Regions from separate parts of the Homo sapiens genome. Here region 2 is linked to region 1. The links are chromatin loops, found by intact Hi-C in ENCODE. Cell type or tissue: CD4-positive, alpha-beta T cell. All regions are shown on one strand. Links, peaks and the distances in the headings refer to the core of each region. The heading gives the core; the rest is flanking DNA.

Evidence for each region. Peaks named below come from ENCODE experiments on the same cell type or tissue, not always from the same donor. Only the 100,000 strongest peaks of a DNase experiment are listed, where the experiment ranks them.
Region 2: it touches region 1 in a loop (5-fold over the local background); 42 of 110 quality-filtered maps call a loop at or near these places.

What each region holds. Positions count from the first base shown.
Region 1 is chr12:75,333,135-75,336,060 of GRCh38, forward strand. GLIPR1L1 (GLIPR1 like 1) reads left to right here and starts at 1,536. Exons shown (of 6, transcript NM_001304964.2): 1 at 1,536-1,768. The coding sequence starts at 1,595. It also overlaps a transcript of CAPS2 not described here. RefSeq lists a silencer at 1,273-1,382. In CD4-positive, alpha-beta T cell, for the core only: a CTCF peak has its summit at 1,378 (motif pointing right); a DNase peak (open chromatin) is centred at 1,387; H3K4me3 peaks cover 628 bases; H3K27me3 peaks cover 634 bases.
Region 2 is chr12:75,483,819-75,486,744 of GRCh38, forward strand. The region is part of intron 2 of GLIPR1 (GLI pathogenesis related 1); the gene reads left to right. It overlaps GLIPR1-AS1 (GLIPR1 antisense RNA 1), which reads right to left. Exons shown (of 2, transcript XR_007063373.1): 2 at 1-2,340. Among named protein-coding and RNA genes, the nearest start is that of GLIPR1, 4.5 kb to the left of the region's middle. RefSeq lists a silencer at 1,562-1,731. In CD4-positive, alpha-beta T cell, for the core only: a CTCF peak has its summit at 1,619 (motif pointing right); a DNase peak (open chromatin) is centred at 1,643; H3K4me3 peaks cover 150 bases.

The DNA of each region.
Region 1 (2,926 bases), core at 244-2,743:
TGAGCCAATTCCTTAAAAGTTCTCTTTCTCTTTGTATACAAACATATGTATATGTATATATGCCTATAGACATCTGTATCTCTCTCTGTGTAGATGTATATATGTCTATAGGCAGACACACACACATATATGTGTATACAAACAGATTTATACATAGAGAGAACTTTACATATATAAATGTATGTGTGTATATGTATGTGTGTATATGCCTATAGATATCTTTATATCCAGGAAGAGACATATATATATAGACACATGTAGATGTATATAACTGTATTGATTTATCTATCTGTATACCTACACACACACATATACACACACACACACACGTATATATGTTCATGTCTTTGGGTGTGGGATATCAGAAGCTCAGTTTGGACTATGTATGTGATATGAAAGTAGTATATACAGCAATTCTCCATTAGCTGGTAGTAGACTAGAAATATATTATCTATTGCCCAGTAGAATTTCCATTAGGATCCTTGCATTTTTCGTTTTCTTATAATCTAATTTTCTGCTTTTTATTTTTAAAAAGATAGTAGCTGCATCAAAGTAGTTTGTTTTGGTTTTTGTTTTTTGTGTCAAGGTTGACTATGGCGGATCATTCAGCAGATGTAAGTACGTGTTCACTTGAATTAAACAGCATTGTAAACAACTTCAAATTACTAAGTAAAGGTATTTATTTGAAACATAGAAATACTAAAAAAAATTAATGTCATGGGGAAAAATGCTGGTTTATTACAGAATATCAATATAACTGATGTAATGAATTTAAAACATTAAGCCAAATGACGTTGATTTATATTGCATTGCAGGTAAAATAGACAATCAAATGTACTCTGTCCATCCCAGTCTCAGTGTATCAATTAAAGCAACTCTTGGAGTCTACCAGTCACCATACAGTGGCTCTGTTCCAAACTATCAAAAAGGGAAGATTTTGTCAAGAGGAACTACTTGGCTACATTTTCCAAGCATCTATTGTTATCTATCTAAGCATTCGGTCTCTTCAGACGAAAAAACAGAAGGAAATTATTAAATGTTTGACAAGTTGATAATTTAGGATCACTGTATGTCACTGTATAAGAATTGCCTATTCTTACTCTATTCCCAATCTCTGAGGGAAGTGGCAATATGATTCTAGATTATTTAGAACAATAAAAATCTATACACGGAAGCTGCGTCTAAGAAACGAATATATAGTGCTTTGCACTCGACTGGCCCATTGTCAGCATCCCGCACTTGTTCTTTACCTAACTTGTGTGGCTTGCATATTGCAATCTGTATTACAATCCAGACGCGCTCTGCAGATTACAGATTGGATCCACAGAAAGCAGTTTGGATGGTTGAAATTCCCTCCACCAGAGGGCGACTCAGAGCTTTCCCCTGTAGCTCAGAGCTTTGTGGAAGGGGAACCCTGCTGCCTGTTCTTCCCCACAGCGACACTGACAAGTTGATCCAGCCGCGCTGGGCTCGAGCCTGTGCGGCAGGATGGAGCCAAGGGAGAGCGTGGTGCGGGGGCGTGGGGAAATCGGGTTGCCCCAGCCGTTACTGGTCCGCGCAGTCAGGGCATCCTCCGCATCCTCCACATCCTTCCATGGCTCTGAAGAATAAATTCAGTTGTTTATGGATCTTGGGTCTGTGTTTGGTAGCCACTACATCTTCCAAAATCCCATCCATCACTGACCCACACTTTATAGACAACTGCATAGAAGCCCACAACGAATGGCGTGGCAAAGTCAACCCTCCCGCGGCCGACATGAAATACATGGTGAGAAAGAACCAGGGCTGGGCTCTTAAATCCCTGACTCATCCTGAGGTATCTGGGTGATAAATTTCACGGACTTAACTTGTACTAATTCAATCCGGACTTTACATATATGCAGTTAAAAAGAAAAAAATTCACACCTTGGTTGGGCTGTCTCCTCCAGAGTCATAGGAGTGAACAAGAAAGGAAGACTTGAAGCTGTTCCTTGCCTCTTGCGGGGAAGGTGGGGATGCTGGAGCAGTGTTTGGAAGTTGCTTTGTTGCACCACTAAAGTTATAAGTACTGAACACAGGATTATTTTGTTTTCTTTCTTCCATTTTTTAGCTAGCAATTTCCACCCCCCACAACCAAGATACAAGATACCAAAGAAATAGCCCAGGAATGGAGATTCTCTTGTTCTCTTACTTATTTTTATATCATATGAATCCAAGATCAAAACAACACTTCATGTGTAGTATTATTTGAAAAAAATACAGTACTCTATTGAAGAATAAGCATAAAAAGCATTGGATTATTAAATAATCCATAGAATTTACAAAATTTTAAATACTTGACTATGAATTGTATGATTGGAAATTTCCCTTGCATTGTAACTTTTTCTTGTTTATAAATGCATCACTATGAGCATAAACGTTGATAGTATTAGTCTATTTTATGTGCTATGCAGATGTAGATACAGTATAACTCATATCTATTCCAGCTTTCTTCTTTTCTATCCAGTGGAAAACAAAAGTAATTATAAAATCACAACTCAGGCATTAAAATAAGTTCAAAACTGTACTAGTCTACTGTATAAGAAAATTATATTTTGATGGAGAAAGATTCAAATATGTATCAGAAATGAAACAAGAATAAACTAATCTCTTTAATGCAGAATTGTTAAGATATTTTAATATATAATGTTTACCAGCTTGGGGTTGTCCAAGGCATAAATTAACTAGAAATAAATCTTCAACGGAATTCAGAAATACTAATATTAGTATTAATATGGTTGATGCCTTTAGAGTTTTATTGTAAATGTATGATAAAAAAGAGTAAATGTGGGGTTAAATATAATAAATGTTCTTTATATTTCTTTTGTACTCATTGACTATTTAAAGCAAAATATGATAACAATGAATTGTGGAGTTTATAATAATGTAGAAACTAAACACATTATAA
Region 2 (2,926 bases), core at 225-2,724, 150 kb after region 1:
TGTATGAATGGGCCTGGTACTTTAGATCAATGGCAAGAAGCTCAGCATGCCAAATATATAGAGGTCAAAAGACTGTAAAATTGACAACAGACTCCTAAACCATGCTCAATACACAAGTTAAGACACTCCATGTTCACCATTCCAGGAAATCGAAAGAAGAGAACATTTGAGTTTATGCCATAAATGCCTGAGATTTCACAGATGGCCCTCCCAAAATTAACTGAGCTTACTTGTAAAATTTCCCCTTACATCTAAGGGAAAAAAGGAGGACTAATATTTTGGTCATGAGAAAATTCATTTTCTAAAACCCAGTCCCATACATACAGATATTAAAACCCAAGCTCAGTGATCCTAACATGAGTGATCCTCTTTAAGAAACCACTACATTCTACCCCCACTTCAGAAGAGGGGCACTCATCACGGGGAGAATGTCCAAGAACCCCCTGGGCTGGGAAGATAGAGCAGCAGCAATCACTTTTTAAATGGGCATAGTGTTTAGCTCTCTACACTGAAGACCTCATTCAATTATTACCACAAATCTATTAAGGAGATGTTAATGGTATTACCCACAGGTGAATAAACAGACTTAGAGAGGTTAATAAGTTGTTCCCCTGATGTCATTTAGCTAGTAAGATGAAGAGTTGAGGTTCAGATATTAGATATGTTGGAAGGCTTAAATAATAATTTCACTTGCGTCCTTGTGAAGAGACCACCAAACAGTCTTTGTGTGAGCAATAAAGCTTTTTATCACCTGGGTACAGGCAGGCTGAGTTCAAAAAGAGAGTCAATGAAGGGAGATGGGGTGGAGCTGTTTTATAGGATTTGGGTAATGGAAAATTACAGTCAAAGGGGGTTGTTCTCTGGCTGGCAGGGGTGGGAGTCACAAGGTGCTCAGTGGGGGAGCTTTTGAGCCAGGATGAGCCAGGAGAAGGAATTTCACAAGGTAATGTCATCAGTTAAGGCAGGAACAGGGCATTTTCACTTCTTTTGTGATTCCTCAGTTACTTCAGGCCATCTGGATGTATACGTGCAGGTCACAGGAGATATGATGGCTTAGCTTGGGCTCAGAGGCCTGACAAATAAAATATGTATACATTACCTAATAAAATACTAGTATTTAGTAGGCATTGAACAAAGGGTAGATCCTTACATAAGCTGGTTTTCCAACAATCATAATGGAAGAAGGATCTGATAGCTAGGTGAAAGACTGTTTTCATCATGACAAGAAATCTTCCTGGGGGACTCAAAACTACTCAATTGCTGTGTTAAATTCATGCTGAACAGTTACTTTAAGTGGATATTACAACCTCCTACTTATCCTCATCTTCTCTTCAAAAATCGAGCTATTTGCAGATTTTGGCTGATGATGGGAGGTTGTACAGAATAAAGAAAATAGATTCAGGCCCATTAACTCCTCACAAAATGTATGATATTTCTTGATGTATTCATTCAACACTTTAGCTTTGTCTTCACTGGAGATAGACTGGCATTGAGAAAAAATGTTGGTGTATAAAATGGAAGATGACTCAAATTCGACATTCTGTTGCTGACAGTTCAGCTTTATAAAGTTTAGAAATAGTTTAATTAAAGTATCTGGGCAGGGTAGAGGATTACTTGGATTTGATAGTGCTAGGATTTCTCACTAGATGGCGCTACTGATCTTATTTTAGTTTTTCTCTTCCTGCCTCCTCCTCTCACCCTCTTGACAGCTTTATTTTATTTATTTATTTATTTATTTATTTATTTTTTTGAGACGGAGTCTCGCTCTGTCGCCCAGGCTGGAGTGCAGTGGCGGGATCTCGGCTCACTGCAAGCTCCGCCTCCCGGGTTCACGCCATTCTCCTGCCTCAGCCTCCCAAGTAGCTGGGACTACAGGCGCCCGCCACTACGCCCGGCTAATTTTTTGTATTTTTAGTAGAGATGGGGTTTCACCGTTTTAGCCGGGATGGTCTCGATCTCCTGACCTCGTGATCCGCCCGCCTCGGCCAGCTTTATTTTTATACTCGCATAGAACCATGGAAATGTGACCTGTTTCACAATTTCTGTAGTAGGTTTCATATATGTTACAATGTTACCATACTCCCGATAATGAACCAGAAGAGCTCATACCGAGAATTGAAAGGGAAAGATGGTAGGAAGGGGTTGTGGGCCTATAAGGGAGACATCTTCCTTCCCTCTGGGTTCCCCAGGTGCAGTGCTTTTGTAAGAAAGGTATAAAGAGTGGTTCCTGGTTCTGAAGAGCTTGCTAAAAGAGAAAACACTCTAAAAGCATCTTGCTGAGGGCATGGACTGTCCTCACAGTACTTCATGGCCAGGCAGAATTAGGTTCCAATCTTTTACCTACAAAAGGAAGAGCAATAACACTTTATAAGGATTAAACATGATGTCACATGTAAAATGCTTAATGATACACCTAAGTTCTCAAAAATGAGTAGCGCTTATAATTATGGTTTTTTGTTTACTACAGTAAGAAAACATACAACAGAAACCTGCCTGATAAAAAAAAAAATTAAAGTGTTAAGAATTTTTAAGCCTAAGAAACTTAGTGGTAAGGGAATGAAACAAGAATATTTGCTGAGTGCTTGCTATGTTCCAGAAGCTCATTTAAAACTTCAAAATAGGCCTATGGAGTTGGTATTGTTATTATCCTCATTTAATAGATAAGGAACCTAAGACCAAGGTCACACTGTAAGTGGCAAAGCTTGAATATGAACTCAAGCCTTGTGGCTCCAAAGCCCACAAGTTTAACCAAAAACCAGAGTGCCCATGAAGCTTTTAAAAAGAGACTGACTTGGATAGATAAACTGTGCTACATCCACGTAATAAATATTACTCAGCAATAAAAAGCAGTGACTACAAATGAATACAACAAATGCCTATACTAAGTGAAAGAAGCCAGATTCAAAAAGCTATATTTAGACTGATT